Linked DNA regions of Homo sapiens: region 1 is linked to region 2. A link is an interaction called in ENCODE POLR2A ChIA-PET data of the cell type or tissue named here. Cell type or tissue: A673. All regions are shown on one strand. Each heading gives the region's core, and the rest is flanking DNA. Links, peaks and the distances in the headings are about the cores only.

Region 1 (8,324 bases), core at 210-8,209, 110 kb after region 2:
GTAATCCCAGATACTCGGGAGGCTGGGACAGAAGAATTGCTTGACACCAGGAGGCAGAGGTTGCAGTGAGCCGAGATCGTGCCACTGCACTCCAGCCTGGGCAACAGAGAGACTCTGTCTCAAAAAAAAATTAAAAAATTAGCCAGGCATGATGTCATGTCAGAGACAGGATCTTACTCTGTCACCCAGGCTGGTATGCGGTGGTGCAGTCACAGCTCACTGCAGCCTCAACCTCCCCAGGCTCAAGCAATCCTTCCTCCTTAACCTTCCAAGTATCTGGGAGTAGCTGGGACTACAGGCAGCCGCCATAATACCTGGCTAATTTTGTATATACGTATATTTTTTGTAGAGACAGGGCTTCACTTTGTTGCCTGCATCTGGCCTAAAAAATTGTTTTAGAGAAAGGGTCTTGCTATGTTGCCCGAGCTAGTGTCAAACTCCTAGTCTCAAGCAATCCTCCCACCTCAGCCACCTTAGTAGCTGGGACTAGAGGCACATGCCCCCACAACTGGTCAATTTCTTTTTTTTTTTTAAATAAAGACGGGTGCCTCAGCTGGGTGCAGTGGCTCACGCTGTAATCCCAGCACTTTGGGAGGCCGAGGTGGGCAGATCACCGGATGTCAGGAGTTCAAGACCAGCCTAGTCAACATGGCGGAACCCCATCTCTAATAAAACAATACAAAAATTAGCTGGGCGTGGTGGCAAGTGACTGTAATCCCAGCTCCCAGCTACTCGGAAGGCTGAGGCAAGAGAATCGCTTGAACCTGGGAAGCGAAGGTTGGTGTGAGCTGAGATCGCGCCACTGCCCACCAGCCTGGGCGACAGTGTGAGACTCAGTCTCAAAAAAAGAAGACAGGTGCCTCACCATGTTGCCCAGGCTGGTCTTGAACTCTTGGGCTCAAGTGATCCTCCTGCCTCAGCCTCCCAAAGTGCTGGGATTATAGCTGTGAACCACCGTGCCCAGCCGGAAAAATCTTACATGTACATCAACTCAAACTAAACAAAATAAGAAACACAATTTGTCAGTTACACTAGCCATGTTGGAAGTGCTCAGTAACTTCCAGGTGGCTGGGAGTAGTGCAGACATAACGTTTCTATCATCAAAGAAAGTTCTACCAAAGAGAACGGCTGGCTGTCATTCTCTTCTCACCTCTGCCCATGTCTTATTTCTGGGCAACATTCCTAGAGGTTTTCCTGAAACCCCACACAGGGCCCAGAATGATACTCCCTGGGGCCCATATTACATCTGGGTTGAATCCTGATGGTCATGGTACCAGGCGGATCACTTGAGGTCAGGAGTTCGAGACCGGCCTGGCCAACATGGCAAAACCCCGTCTCTAGTAAAAATACAAAAATTAGCCAGGTATGGTGGCTTGCACCTGTAATCCCAGCTACTTGGGAGGCTGAGGCAGGAGAATCACTTAAACCTGGGAGGTAGACGTTGCAGTGAGCCCAGATCTCGCCACTGCACTCCAGCCTAAGCGACAAAGTGGGACTCTGTCTCAAAATAGATTAATAAATAAAGTGGTTGGGAGGCCGAGGCTAACGGATTACCTGAAGTCAGGAGTTCAAGACCAGCCTGGCCAACATGGTGAAAGCCTGGCTCTAATAAAAATACAAAAATTAGCCGGGCGTGGTGGTATGCACCTGTAATCCCAGCTACTCAGTAGGCTGAGGTCGAAGAATCACTTGAACCGAGGGGATGGAGGTTGCAGTGAGCCAAGATCGTACCACTGCACTCCAGCCTGGGCAACAGAGCGAGACTCCGTCTCAAAATACATACATACATACATACATACATACATACATACATACATACATACATAAATGGGCTATACATGTATTTTTTGAACCACAGTCCCACTCTGTCACCTAGGCATGATCATAACTCACTGTAACATTGAACTCCTGGGCTCAAGCGATCCTCCCACCTGGGCCTATCGAAGAGCTGGGATTACAGATGTGAGCCACCCTGCCTGGCCTAAAGGAACAATTATTATTATTGTATTTATTTATTTGAGACAGAGTCTTGCTCTGTCTCCCAGGCAGGAGTGCAGTGCATGATCCCAGCTCACTGCAACCTTTGCCTCCTGGGTTCAAGCAATTCTCCTGCCTCAGCCTCCTGAGTAAGTAGCTGGGTCTACAGGCACACACTGCCACGCCTGGCAAATTTTTTGTATTTCAGTAGAGACAGGGTTTCACCATGTTGCCCAGGTTGGTTGTGAACTCCTGAGCTCAGGCAATCCACCCGCCTCAGCTTCCCAAAGTGCTGGGATTACAGGTGGGAGCTACCGTGCCCGGGCTATTATTGCTATTATTTGAGACAGTGCCTCACTCTTTCGCCCAGGCTGCAGTGTAGTAGCATGATCTCGGCTCACTCCAACCTCCGCCTCCCAGGTTGAAGGATTCTCATGCCTTAGCCTCCCAAATATCCGGGATTACAGACATGGGCCACCACGCCCAGCTAATTTTTTGTATTTTTAGTAGGAACGGGGTTTCACCATGTTGGCCAGGCTGGTCTCAAGCTCCTGGCATCAAGTAATCCTTCCGCCTCACCCTCCCAAATTGCTGGGATTACAAGCATGAGCCACCGAGCCCAGCCTTTTATTTTGATTTATCTATTTATTTTTTTGGAAATGGTCTCACTCTTCTCAGCCACGCTGGAGTGCATTAGTGCAATCATGGCTCACTGCAGCCTTGTCTTCCTGGGCTCAAGTGATCCCTCCACCTCAGCTTCAGCTCAGCAGCTGAGATTACTGGTGCCCACCACCAGGTCTGGCTAAATTTTTAAATTTCTTGTAGAGATGAATCTTGCTATATTCCCCAGATTTGTCTCAAACTCCTACACTCAAGTGATCCTCCCGCCTCAGACTTCCAAAGTCCTGGGATTACAGGCATGAGCCACCACACCCGGCCAAGGGGCCCTTTTTTTTCTTTTTTTTTTTTTTTTTTGAGACAGAGTTTCGCCCTTGTTGTCCAGGCTGGAGTGCAATGGTGCAGTCTTGGCTCACTGCAACCTCTGCCTCCAGGGTTCAAGTGATTCTCCTGCCTCAGCCTCCCGAGTAGCTGGGATTATAGGAGTGCGCCACCATGCCTAGCTAATTTTTGTATTTTTGTAGAGACGGGAATTTCGCCACGTTGGCCAGGCTGGTCTTGAACCCCTGACTTCAGTTGATCCACCCTCCTCTGCCTCCTAAAGTACTGGGATTACAGGCATGAGTCACTGCGCCCCGCCCCTCCAGAGCTCTTGAAGATCTCCAGGGGAGGCTGCTTGGTCGAGTTGTGGTCTTGAGTCAGGGGATGCTGGGAAGGACACCAGGAAAGACCTTGACTCCTCCCTCCTCTCATCTCCTGCCAGTGGTCCCTCTGACTGACTCCAGTGGAAAGAAGAGGGTCCAAGTGGATCAACCTTCCAGGATCCAGGGTAGAGTGAAGGGTGGAGAGTCTTACACACAGCCCCAGGAGGCATCATTTAATTTTCTGCCCCAACCTGCAGACCCACTGTCACTCCATCAGCCTGGAATTCCTGGGACTCTCCACCCCATTGCCTGTAGGCTGGGGCCATCATGCTCCTGATCCTGAGCTCTGCCCAGGGGATGAGGCCCTGTATCAGTCAGGAATCTCTGGTTTCGAGCAACAGAAACCAACTCAAGTCAACTGAATCTCAAAGCGGAGTTACAAGAAGAATCTGGAGGAGTCTGCAGAACAGACAGGAACGGAAGGGCGTGGCTCCCTTCCTGCAGTCAAGAGGCTGAGATGGGAGGATGGCTTGAGCCTGGGAGGTGGAGGCTGCAGTGAGCTGTGATCACACCACTGCACTCCAGCCTCGGTGACAGCGTAAGACCCTGTCTCATTTTTTGTTTTGTTTTGTTTTGTTTTTGAGACAGAGTCTCGCTCTGTCGCCCAGGCTGCAGGGCAGTGGCGTGATCTCTGCTCACTGCAAGCTTTGCCTCCCAGGTTCACGCCGTTCTCCTGCCTTAGCCTCCTGAGTAGCTGGGACTACAGGCGCCCACCACCATGCCCAGCTAATTTTTTTTTGTATTTTTAGTAGAGACAGGGTTTCACCATGTTACCCAGAATGGTCTCAATCTCCTGACCTCGTGATCTGCCCGCCTCGGCCTCCCAAAGTGCTAGGATTACAGGCATGAGCCACTGTGCCCGGCCGAGCCTATCTCATTTTTTAAAAAATAAATAAATAAAGCTGGCTGGGTGCAGAGGCTCATGCCTGTAATCCCAGCACTTTGGGAGGCTGAGGTGGGCAGATTATTTAAGGTCAGGAGTTCAAGACCAGCCTGGCCAACATGGTGAAACTGCGTCTCTACTGAAAATACAAAAAGTAGCCGCGCATGGTGGCACGCGCCTATAATCCCACCTACTTGGAGGCTGAGGCAAGAGAATCACTGGAACCTGGGAGGCGGAGTTTGCAGTGAGCTGAGACCGCACCACTGCACTCCAGCCTGGGCGACAGAGCGAGACTCTGTCTCAAAAAAGAAAAAGAAAAAGTAGACCGGAAGCCAGGTGGCTACAAAATCAAGTCCTCTTCAAGATGCAATTTGTCCCTTCATAACAGGGACATCAGGCACAGGAAGGGACGCTGAACTGCCCCAGTCAGATGGGTGGCACAAGCCACTTTTTTTTTTTTTTTTTTTTGAGACAGAGTCATGCTCTGTCACCCAGGCTGGAGTTCAGTGGTGCAATCATAGCTCACTGCAGCCTCCACCTCCCCGCCTCAAGCAATCCTCCCACCTCAGCCTCCCGAGTAGCTGGGACCACAGGCTCAAGCCACCACACCCAGTTAATTATATATATATATGTGTGTGTGTGTGTGTGTGTGTGTGTGTGTGTGTATTTTGTAGAGATGGGGCCTTGCTATGTTGCCCCAGGCCGGTCTGGAACTTCTGGGCTCCAGTGAATCTCCTGCCTCAGTCTCCTAAAGTGCTGGGATTACAGGCATGAGCTGCTGCGCCTGGCCTCGAGTCAGTTTTCCAGGGACATCTGTAGCTGGGAGTGTGACCTGGGTTAGACCAGAGGGAGTGTCCTTCTGAGAGGCAGCTACTTTCAGTGCCTGGTGCCACCTGGGTTTCCAGGGCTTTCCCATGTCAGAAAGATCCTGCTCGGCAGGGGTCATAGCCATGCGTGGGCCACACCCCAAGGGCAGACAGACAACCGAACAGAAGCAGGCTCAGCCTGAAACTCTTTTATATACATGGTTTATTCCTCCCCAGCCCCAGACAAGCCCCAGGCACGCTTTATAGGGGCATGGAGATGCCCACACCCTGTCTCTCAGAAGCTGGGTCTCTGGAGACCGGGATGGGGAGAAGGGGGAAGCCCTAGCAAGACGCAGCTCCCCCTCAGCCTCAGCGCCCCCCCCGCAGAGAGGGGACATAGAAGGAAAAAGGAAGGTGACACAGGACTGGGGTTCAAATACTCAGAAAGCCACACAATAGAAGACAAAAAGTAGCAAGCCCCCAAGAAAGCGGGGACAAGGAGGAACCAGTGCCCGATCCCGCCCTCTTCCCAGCTGGGGCACTGCGTCCCCAGGACTCCGTGGGGCAAGGGGTGGGACTGGGAGGAGAGGAAGGATTTGGGGGTGGAGGGGCTCAAGGCTGGACCCACCCTGCCCTTGGACTCCTGGGCTCAGGGCAAGTGAGGCCCGAGGGGCCCCCTGCAGTTGGCAGTGATGGGGCCAGTGGAGGCCTACAGCTTGGTCAGGTCCAGCTTCAGCTTGTAGGGTGGTAGGCTGTCCTCACAGGCGTGGGACGGCGGCGGGTACAGGGGCCAATCGGGCTCCATCATGAAGCCCTTGTGCTGCTCCAGGGTCAGAGGCTGCAGGAAGAGAGGGGAGGAGGGAAGTGGAGGGACGGGGAGAGGCCGAGCCCCCAACCCTGACTGTCTCCTTCCCACCTCTGATTGTTTTATTTTTTTTCTTTTTTTGAGAGAGTCTCTCTCTGTCACCCAGGCTGGAGTGCAGTGGCGCCATCTCAGCTCACTGCAACCTCCGCCTCCTAGGTTCAAGCGATTCTCCTTTCTCAGCCTCCCAAGTAGCTGGGACTACAGGTGCACGCCACCACGCCCAGCTAATTTTTGTATTATTAGTAGATATGGGGTTTCACTATGTTGGCTAGGCTGGTCTCGAACTCCTGAAGTGATCTGCCCACCTCAGCCTCCCAAAGTGCTGGAATTACAGGTGTGAGCCACCACACCTGGACTTTTGTGTGTGTGTGTGTGTGTGTGTGTGTGTGTGTGTGTGTGTGTGTGTGATGGGGTCTTCTCTGTTGTCCAGGCTGGAGTATAGTGGTGCCATCACAGCTCACTGCAGCTTCGAACTCTCAGGCTCAAGTGATCCTCCCACCTCAGCTTCCTAAGTAGCTGGGATCATAAACATGCACCTCCACGTCTAGCTAATTTTTTTTTTCTTTTTTTTTTTTTTGAGATGGAGTCTCGCTCTGTCACCCAGGCTGGAGTGCAGTGGCGCGATCTCGGCTCACTGCAAGCTCCTCCTCCTGGGTTCACGCCATTCTCCTGCCTCAGCCTCCCGAGTAGCTGGGACTACAGGCACCTGCCACCACGCCCAGCTAATTTTTTGTATTTTTAGTAGAGATGGGGTTTCACCTTGTTAGCCAGGATGGTCTCAATCTCTTGACCTCGTGATCCGCCCACCTCGGCCTCCCAAAGTGCTGGGATTACAGGCATGGGCCACCATGCCCAGCCACATCTAGCTAATTTTTAAATGATTTGTAGTGACAAGGTTTCACTATGTTGCCCAGGCTCTGGGCACCACAGAGGTGTCACCAACACACCTGGGCATGATAGAGGTGAGGCCAACACCACAGAAGTGTGGCCACCTCTGACTTCATGTCGCCCCAACTAAGAGTGGATTTTCTTCCCACCAATTCAAAGGGCAGTGAAGAAACTGGCCCAAGTCATGCAGCAAGTGTGAGGTCCTGGCTGGGTGAGGTGGCTCATGCCTGTAATCCCGGTATTCTGGGAGGGCAAGGCAGGTGGATCACTTGAGCCCAGGAGTTCAAGACCAGCCTGGGCAACATAGTCCCCATCTCTACAAAAAATACAAAAATTAGCGGGGCATGGTGGCACGTGACTGTGGTCCCAGCTACTCAGGAGGCTGAGGCAGGAGGATTGCTTGAGCCAGGGAGGCCGAGGCTGCAGTGAGCTGTGATCATGCCACTGCACTCCATCCTGGGTGAAAGAGTGAGATCCTGTCTCAAAAATATATATATAGGCCGGGCGCGGTGGGTCACGCCTGTAATCCCAGCACTTTGGGAGGCAGAGGCGGATGGATCACCTGAGGTCAGGAGTTCAAGACCAGCCTGGCCAACATGGTGAAACACCGTCTCTACTAAAAATACAAAAATTAGCTGGGTGTGGTGGCCCGCGCCCATAGTCCCAGCTACTTCGGAGGCTGAGGCAGGAGAATTGCTTGAACCCAGGAGGTGGAGGTTGCAGTGAGCCGAGATGGTGCCATTGCACTCCAGCCCAGGTGACAGAGCAAGACTCCATCTCAAAAAAAATATATATATATATATTATATATATATATATACACACACACACACACACACACACACACGTATATGTATATATATGTATATACATGAAAAAAGAAAAAAATGTCTGAGGTCCTGGCCTCCATGGGAGCAGGTGGCCAAATCCAGGACCAGCAAACAGCTCTCTCTGCCTTCACCCCCTCCCTCGGCCCAGCGCCATTCACAGATCCCACCCACCTGGAACTTGAGGTGCTGGCCAGGCGCGGTCACCAGGGTGGAGCAGCTCAGCCACAGCATCACCAGCACGGAGAGGAAGAGGCAGCAGGCCAGGATCCAGCGAGGCAGACCCGAGCGCCTGCCCCGCCCGGCAGGCACCACTCAGCTGCCCAGGCCGGGACCAGGGAGACCCGTACCTCCAGTCCCACCCCCCTCCCACCCCCAAGGTCCTGCCACCCACCGGGACATGCAACTGAGGAAGTCATTGTCCTGTGGCTCTTCAGACTCCACCTTGGCCTTGCTGCTGGTCTTGACTCGGATCTTGGCCTTCCTCACCTTGTCCAGGGGGCCTACAGGGTCTGAGAGATCAGCTGCCACTCAGCGACCACCAGGTCTTTGCTAAGAGGCCACAATAACCATGACCAGGAGGGAGGAGGTCAGGACCTGGGGCATAGAGTCCTGGAATGGAGATCAGAGCCCTGGGAGATGGACCACAGAATGCTGAGACAGGGACCATGGAACCCTGGGAGATGGATCCTAGGAGATGAACCATGCAACCCTGGGGGTGAACTGCAGAATCCTAGGAGATGAACCATGGAACCCT
Region 2 (8,324 bases), core at 273-8,272:
ATGACCATAGGCTCCAGCTCACATGCTTCCTCCCGGAGCCACCAGTCGCTACCTCCGGGCCTTTGCACGGGTGCTGCCTGTACCAGAAGGCTCTTCCCCCTGGGCCCACCGCTGCCCAGCACTGAGCCTCCTCCAAGGGGCCGCCCTCTGCACAGCCCCTCCCCTGACAGTCCAGATGGGGAAACTGAGGCTCAAGAAAGCACAGAGACTGCCTGAGAGCAGAGGCAGCAGGCACCTCAGCCTGAGGCATGGCCCTACAAGAGGAAGGTGGGGAGCGAACACTTTCTCCAGCCCAGCGAATGCACAGGATGTACCTGGATCCTGGATCCTGGGAGCTGACCAGGACCCCGGGGATTCGCACCCCTTGACCCTGCAGCCCCATAACTCGGGGCTTCCCAAGATGGAGTTCTGGGAAGGCTGATGAAGGCAGAGGGACCCTGGAATGAAGGCAGGAGGCCTGGGCCTTGGAGGGATCTCCAAGCGTCCCAGCAGCCGCAGGCGGGGATGTGTGCCGACTTGAAGGACACCCCCACAGGGCAAGAGCCTTCATCCTCCCATGTCCACGCTGGCTGGAACCCCTGCTGCTGGCGTGAAGCCCAGCTGGGTCAACAGCTGAAAACCAACCAAGGCTCAGGCACCCACCCGCTCAGCCAGCCCAGCTCCCGCCCCACCACGGCAGTGTCCCCACCTCCCCTGCCAGACTCAAGGCAAGAGTCTGCCCAGCACTGGGCATGGTTCTAGGTTCAGTGGACATGGCAGCCAGCCAGCCAGATGGGCACTGCTCACACGAGCCCACAGCCCAGAGCGGGCAGCAAGCATTAGATCTCCAGGCAAGTGGTGACTGTGGGAGCTTCAGCCTGAGCCACTGTGCGGCCGTGGACTGGCAGAGACACAGCACTGGGGAGCCTTGCAGGGGAGGAGGAACAGCAGGTGCCAAGGCCCAGGACTGGGAGCTCATAGGGTCTGAGATGGGCCACCAGGGGTGAAATACGGTCATCGAGGGAACGGAAGCTTCTGGAGCCACTTACCATCAACAGCCAGAGCAGGACTCTTCCCCTAAGGGCTCCAGGCCTCTACTGTGAGGCCGCACCTGCCCATGCTGCCCAGAGCCGGCCCCACAGCCCTGTCACCGCCCCCACCCCAGCACTCCCAGGGGACACGCCATCTGCTCCCTGCAGTTGAGACCTCGGCTTCAAAACGAGGCCTGCAGGAGCTGGCGTGCGCCTCGATCCAGTGCCATGCTCAGGATCCCCCGCTCCCCGGGGGGTCCCCTTGTCACTGCCCTGGATCAAGCAGAACAAAGGAGGTGAACACCCTCCAGGCCAGCTTTTAACCAGATGCACCAGCAGGGATGGCATCCCCAATGCCAGGAGGGGCTGATGCCAGTGTGAGAAGGGAGACAGGGACAAGAGCCCTCAGGCCTCTGCCCAGCCCTGGGGCATCCAAGTCTCTGACAGGTACCCCCAAAGCTCCAAGTGATGTCGGAGGCTGCAGCAAAGCCTTCTGCCCCTGACTTGTGGACATAGAACTTCCCATGTCTGACCCTCAAGCCTCCTCCTGTGCTCCTCCAAGGGCCCAGCAAAGAGCCCCAGATCTCACGCATTTTGCTCAGAAGCCCGTCGCCATCACCTGTGCGTGTTGTGGGGGAGGATTTTCTGCCCGGACGCCTCGCCATAGGGGTAAGGGATGCATGCCCAGCATCCCCTGACCGATTCATTCTCCCAGAGGCCGGGGCTGGGTAATGGCCGCAGGGTACACAGGGAATGTGGGAGCTGCTGCCCACCTCCAGGCACTGGGTCCCAGGGGAACAGGAGAGGCTAGTGACTGAGGGGATCACCTGCTGTGTAGCAGGAGCTGCCAGCCCTGACGGACCCTCCCCAGGGTGTTGCCACTGCCCACCTCTGGAAACTGTGTGTGTGGGAACACAGCTTGGAGCAGCAAGGCCACAGCCTGAGACTGACGTCCCGCATCTGTTTTCTTTCTTTCTTTTATTTGCGACAGGGTCTTTGTCTGTGGCCCAGGCTGGAGTACAGCGGCACGATCAGGGCTCACTGCAGCCTCCTGGGCTCAAACAATCCTCCCATCTCAGCCTCCTAAGTAGCTGGGAGTAGTGGTGTGCACCACCATGGCCTTTTTTTTTTTTTTCTTTCTGTAGAGACAGGGTCCCCCATGTTGTCCAGGCTGGCCTCAAGCAATCCTCCTGCCTTGGCCCCCAAAGTGCTGGGATGACAGGTGTAAGCCACTGTGCCCGGCCCACCATTGGTTTCTCTCTGTGGCCTGTTTCTTTCTATTTTTTTTTAATCTTTTACATGAAAAATATACTTTCAAAAAAGCTGCAATAAAATCCACATAAAAAATTTACCATGATCTTGTTTGAAAGTGAATGATTCAGAGGCATTTAGTACACTGTCAACCATCACCTCTGTCTGGTTCTAGAACATTTCAATCACTCCATAAAGAAACCCCATCCCCATCAGCAGTCACTCCCCATTCCCCTCCCCCAGCCCCTGGCAGCCACTAATCCGTTTCCTGTCTCTGTGGATTTATCTGTTCTGGACTTTTTTTTTTTGAGACGGAGTCTCACTCTTGTCACCCAGGCTGCAGTGGAGTGGCGCGATCTTGACTCACTGCAACCTCCACCTGCCGGGGTCAAGTGATTCTCAGCCTCCCAAGTAGCTGGGATTACAGGCACGCGCCACCATGCCCGGCGAATTTTTGTATTTTTAGTAGAGATGGGGTTTCACCATGTTGGCCAGGCTGGTCTTGAACTCTTGACCTCAAGTGATCCTTGGCCTCCCAAAGTGCTGGGATTACAGGCAGGAGCCACCGCGCCCAGCCAGCCCCTCTGTTTTCTTACAGGAGTTTTACACTTCTAGCTCTTGCATTTAGGTCTTTGGCCCATTCTGAGTTCATTCTGGCTGTCAACTTTGTTTTTGCCTCAGTCCCTCCATGCCGTGGGTCCCCACGTTTACTGAGGACCTGATGAGAAGAGCTGAGCTGACCCCTCGCTGCATGGCTGGTCCACCAGAGTTCCTCAGTAAACATCTGCCGAGCTTGGGAAGCGATAGGGAATGATGATGAGAGCATCAGGGGCACGTGGATTCCAGGCTGAGTCTCCTGGGCCCTGGAGACACTCCCCTGCTGCCTCCTTGCTCCCTCCACTCATGTAAATACAGAACCACATATACAAACACCAGGCCTGCCTCGGAATGCCTTTTATCAGGCATGGTTGCTGCTGCCAAATTTCCAGACCCAGCTGAACAGAGGGTCTGCCGTGAGCACGTTTTGTTTCTCTTGTAGGTGGCGGCTGGGACGTGTGAAGGGTCCCTCGGGGGCTGAGCGCACACAGCTGGCTCACAGGGGCCTCCCTCCCCACAAAAGAGACTCCAGCCCTGCCAGCTGGCCAAGCGCCCACCCTGTGTGGGGCCTTGCAGCAGTCCTAAGAGCAGGGAGACACAGCTGTACCCTTATTTTGCAAGCTGGTAAATTGAGGCACTAAGGGAAGACAGGAGGGGCCTCAGTTACAATCCAGGCTCTTTCCCCAGCCGGGAGGGCTGTCTCTTGTCATCATTTTTTTTTTTTTTAAGAGACAGGTCTTGCCCTATTGCCCAGGCTGGAGTGCAGTGGAGTGAACACAGCTCACTGCAGCCTCCATCTTCTGGATTCAAATGATCCTCCTGCCTCAGCCTCCCGAGTAGTTGGGACTATAGGTGCCCGCCACCACGCTCAACTAAGTTTTTTATTTTCAGAGATGGGGTCTTCCTATGTTGCCCAGGCTGGTCTTGAACTCCTGGCCTCAAGTGATCCTCCTGCCTGGCCTCCCAAAGTGCTGGAATTACAGGTGTGAGCCACCACACCCGGCCTCCTGTAGTTATTCTGAAAGGCTTCTGGAGTATCCCCAGGTTTAAAGCTCTCTTTTCCTTCCCCCAGAGGCAAACCCCAACTCCCCACTGGTGGCACTCAAGGCCCTCCTCTGCCTTTTGCTGCTGGGCTCTGCACCCACGAAGCCCTTGTCTGGAACCTTCCACAACAGTTCCCATTCATCATCTGGGACTCAGTTCAAGCACTACCTCCCCAGGAAGCCCTGCCAGACCCCCAATCCCTGCATCCAAAATAATCCTCTGTCTTAGCAGCCCAGGCTGCCATGATAAAATACCAAAGACCAAGCAGCTTAAATGACAGAAATGTCTTCCTCTGGACAGAATGCCTTCCTTCTGGAGGCTGGAAGTCCAAGATCAGGGCCCAGCAGTACCCAGACCAGGTTCCAGGTACAGCGCCTTTCCTGGCCCTGGGGGGCCAACCTTCTGAGTCCTCGAATGGCCTCTCCCAGCTGTGTGTGCTTAGAGATCTCTCTTCTTCTTCTTACAAGGCCTCCAATCCTAGAGATCGGGACCCCCCCTTTATGGCTTGATTTAACCTTAACTACCTCCTAACAGCCCCACCTCCAAATACAGCCTCGCTGGGGGTGAAGGCTTCAACTTGTGAGTTTGTGGGAGACAGAATTCAGTCTGTGGCACCTGCTCACAAATAAGCCGCCTGCCTGTGTCTTTCTGCAGGCCAACATGCCCTGCCCCTGGGGGCCCAGCATCACCCCCAGGAATTACAGGAACTGTCCATAGACAGGTGTATCTGAAACTGGGCAGCCCAGAATCGCCCCACATCCCAAGTCATCAGGGGGCAACCACAGGCAGCCAAACCCAGGTGAAGCCCACGGAGCCCAGGACTCTCCCTGCAGGAGCCCCCGGGGTGCAGGGTGGGTGAGGAGAGGGGGTTCCTGGGTCGGGCTCCAGTGTGCGCTAGCCCTAAAGGGCCAAGTGTCTGTGGTACAAAGGTGACCAGCAGTGCCTTCCCCCCACCCCCCGGGGCAGCCAGGCAGCCGAGGTGTGACGAGCAGGAAGCTGTGGGCGGTGTTTCTGGAATGAGTCTCCCGAAGATAAGCAACGTGCCTGCTCGGTGGGGTTCACGGGCTGGGGACGCAAGGGGGCTAGCGGGGGGCCTGCTGTCCAGCTGGAGGCAGCACAAGGTAGCAGGAGCAGCCCAGAGTTCAAGGCCAGGCAGCCCAGGATGAATCGGGTCCTGTGTTAGATGGACTCACAGCTCCCCTGAAACTCATGTCCACCAAAACCTCGGAACGTGACCTTATTTGAAAAGAGAGAGTTTCTGCAGATGTAATTAGTGCGGGATCTTGAAATGAGATCATCCTGGAATTAAGGAGGTCCCTGCATCCAATGACTGGTGCCCCCATGAGAGGGGAGGACAGAGACACTGAGGAAAGTGGGCCAAGCGGCAATAAAGGCAGAGATCGGGGTGCCGCGTCTACAAGTCAAGAGCCTGCCGAGGATCGCTGGGCCACCAGGAGCTGGAAAGGGGCCTGAGACTGGCTCTCCCTCATGGCCTCAGGAGGAACCAGCCACGCTGACTCCTTGATCTTAGGCTTCTGGCCTTCAGAGATGAGAGACAAGACATTTCTATTGTCTTAAGCCACCTGATTCATGGTGCTTTGCTATGGCAGCCTAAGAAAATTAGCCCAGGCTGAGCACATTGGCACACACCTGTAGTCCCAGCAACACGGGAGGCAGAGGCAGTACTGTTTGAGTCCAGGAGGTGGAGGGTGCTGTGAGCCAAGATTGTACCACTCACTGCACTCCAACCTGGGTGACAGCGAGACACTGTCTCTTAAAAAAGGGAAGGAGGGAAGGAGGGAAGGAGGGAGGGAGGGAAGGATACTCAGCCCCGGAACTGTGGAGGGCCTGGGACAAGCCCTTCCCTCTCCAAGCTCCCTCTGGACATGGGACTCAACTAAGGCCACGACTCGGGGCACACCAGGAGGAGACAGCCAGGGGGGCCACTGGTGGCTTCTGGGCTGGTCCCCAGGAGTAGGGGGACCAAGGGGGACACCACTGGCTGAAGAGTAGGGTCAATAAGGGCCCAGAGGGGGCAGGGATCCTGAGACTAGGGAGTTGGGAGGGGTGGTTACAGGAACCGTCCGGGATGAAGGATGAGGTAGGCAGCGGGTCGGGCAGCAGGAACTGCAGGGGTGGGAGTGGAGGCTGGACACAGGGAGCAGAGACCAGGCCAGGCCAGCTCTCATGGTAGTCACTGCAGAGGGACGGGGAGGGTGCAGATGAAGCCCAAACCAGGACAGCACAAGGAGCGGCGAACACCCAGCCGGTGACTCCACGGCAGGGCTGTAGGGCGTAGGGGGGCCCCAGTACACTGGGAGAAGGGCCCATCCTGAAGACAGGCCTACCCGGAAGGCCCTGTGAATGTGACCCCGACTCCACCCCAAAGTCCAGGGGCTGCACCAGGTAGCGTGTGAAGCAGGGGGGCTCGGTGTTCACCAGGCGCCCCCTGCCTGGGACATGCCCCAGCAGATCCAGGGGAGGCAGGAGGGACCCTGAGTGAGGAGCTGGTGATGTGCTTCGTGGGATCTACACACGGCAAAAAGCCCTTACCTCGTAAGGGCTGCTGAGGCCCTCAGGAGAGCCCATCCCCACCAACGCCACCAGCAGGGCCAGCTGAAGGTGCAGGCCACCTTCCCAGGGTAAGCCATCAGAAGCCACGGCCGGCCTTGGACAGGACATAAGCACAGGATGGCTGGCACCCAGCACCATCCCACCTCGATCTGTGTGGGGAGCTGCATGGCTAAGTGCACTTGCTGCTGGGCAGTGGCCCCTGGGTGGGGTGTGGCAGACCCTGGCACCCAGTGCGTGACCCCACCATAATCACTGAGGCCCAGGCAGGAGTCACAGCTCCTGGTTTCACAGGCAACCCCAGGAATCTGCCACAGGCTCCAGCAGGGCCAAGAACGAGGATAAGGAGTGTGGACACCACCTCTGGGGGAGGCCACAGGGCTGCGGGGCTGGGAACTGAAGGGGCTTCCAAGCAAATGAAACTGAACCAACTTATTATTATTATTATTATTCTTTTAAAGATGGGGTCTTGCTGTGTCACCCAGACTGGAGTGCAGTGGTGTAATCATGGCTCACTGCAGCCTCAACCTTCCAGGCTCAAGCAATCCTGTCACCTCAACTTCCCCAGTAGCTGGGACTACAGCGGCAGGCCAACACGCTTAGCCAATTTATTTTTAGTAGAGACGCGGTCTCCCTATGTTGCCCAGGCTGGTCTCAAACTCCGGAGCTCCAATGATCCTCCTGACTCGGCCTCCCACAGTGCTAGGATTACAGACATGAGCCACCACACCCAGCCTGAACCAACTTCTTTTTTTTTTTCTTTTTTTTTTTTTGAGACGGAGTCTCGCTCTGTTGCCCAGGCTAGAGTGCAGTGGCGCGATCTCAGCTCACTGCAAGCTCCGCCTCTCGGGTTCACGCCATTCTCCCACCTCAGCCCCCTGAGTAGCTGGGACTACAGGTGCCCGCCGCCACGCCCGGCTAATTTTTTTGTATTTTTAGTAGAGACAGGGTTTTACCACGTTAGCCAGGATGGTCTCGATCTCCTGACCTCGTGATCCGCCCACCTCGGCCTCCCAAAGTGCTGGGATTACAGGCGTGAGCCACCGCGCCCGGCCAGCCTGAACCAACTTCTAAAGAAAACAAGGCGGGCAGGTGCGGTGGCTCACGCCTGTAATCCCAGCACTTTGGGAGGCCAAGGGAGGTGGATCACCTGAGGTCAGGAGTTCGAGACCAGCCTGGCCAACATGGTGGAACCCTGTCTCTACTAAAAATACAAGAATTAGCCAGACATGATGGCAGGCACCTGTAATGCCAGGTACTTGGGAGGCTGAGGCAGGAGAATCACTTGAACTCGGGAGGTAGAGGATGCAGTGAGCTGAGATCGTGCTACTGCACTCCAGCCTGGGCGACAGAGCAAGACTCTGTCTCAAAAAAAAAAAAAAAGGCCAGGTGAGGTGGCTCACACCTGTAATCCCAGAACTTTGGGAGGTCTTTGGGAAGTCAAGGTGGGCAGATCACTTGAGGTCAGGAGTTCTAGACCAGCCTGGCCAACATGATGAAACTCCGTCTCTACTAAAAATACAAAATTAGTTAGGTGTCGTGGCACATGCCTGTAATCCCAGCTACTCAGGAGGCTGAGGCGGGAGAGTCACTTGAAACCAGGAGGCAGAGGTTACTGAGCCAAGATCGCACTATTGCACCCCAGCCTGGGCCACAAGAGGGAAACTCCATCTCCAAAAAAATTAAAAAAAGAGGATAAGGCACGGAGAACTTCCCCGGAGCTGCTCTGTGATGTTACGACTGCTTTTTCAAGTGACTTGGTGTCAGGAATGAATGAAATCGGGATCTCTGATACTTTTAAGCCCAAGCCCATTGTCCTGGTTTTGCTTACCCACAATGCATCCTGGGCAG

What was found. ChIA-PET counts read pairs that join two places held together with the same protein. Peaks named below come from ENCODE experiments on the same cell type or tissue, not always from the same donor. Only the 100,000 strongest peaks of a DNase experiment are listed, where the experiment ranks them.
Region 1: POLR2A ChIA-PET joins it to region 2 with 7 read pairs; 3 of 35 experiments call an interaction of 5 or more read pairs at or near these places.

Annotation. Positions count from the first base shown.
Region 1 is chr19:18,617,910-18,626,233 of GRCh38, reverse strand. It overlaps TMEM59L (transmembrane protein 59 like), which reads right to left. Exons shown (of 8, transcript NM_012109.3): 6 at 7,962-8,079; 7 at 7,742-7,859; 8 at 5,195-5,826. The coding sequence ends at 5,698. Among named protein-coding and RNA genes, the nearest start is that of TMEM59L, 9.2 kb to the right of the region's middle. RefSeq lists an enhancer at 4,527-4,596. In A673, for the core only: no CTCF peak of the experiment used is centred there; no DNase peak of the experiment used is centred there.
Region 2 is chr19:18,728,348-18,736,671 of GRCh38, reverse strand. All of the region lies in intron 1 of CRTC1 (CREB regulated transcription coactivator 1), which reads right to left. Among named protein-coding and RNA genes, the nearest start is that of CRTC1, 49 kb to the right of the region's middle. In A673, for the core only: a CTCF peak has its summit at 5,600; DNase peaks (open chromatin) are centred at 2,521, 3,201 and 4,911; H3K27ac peaks cover 4,860 bases.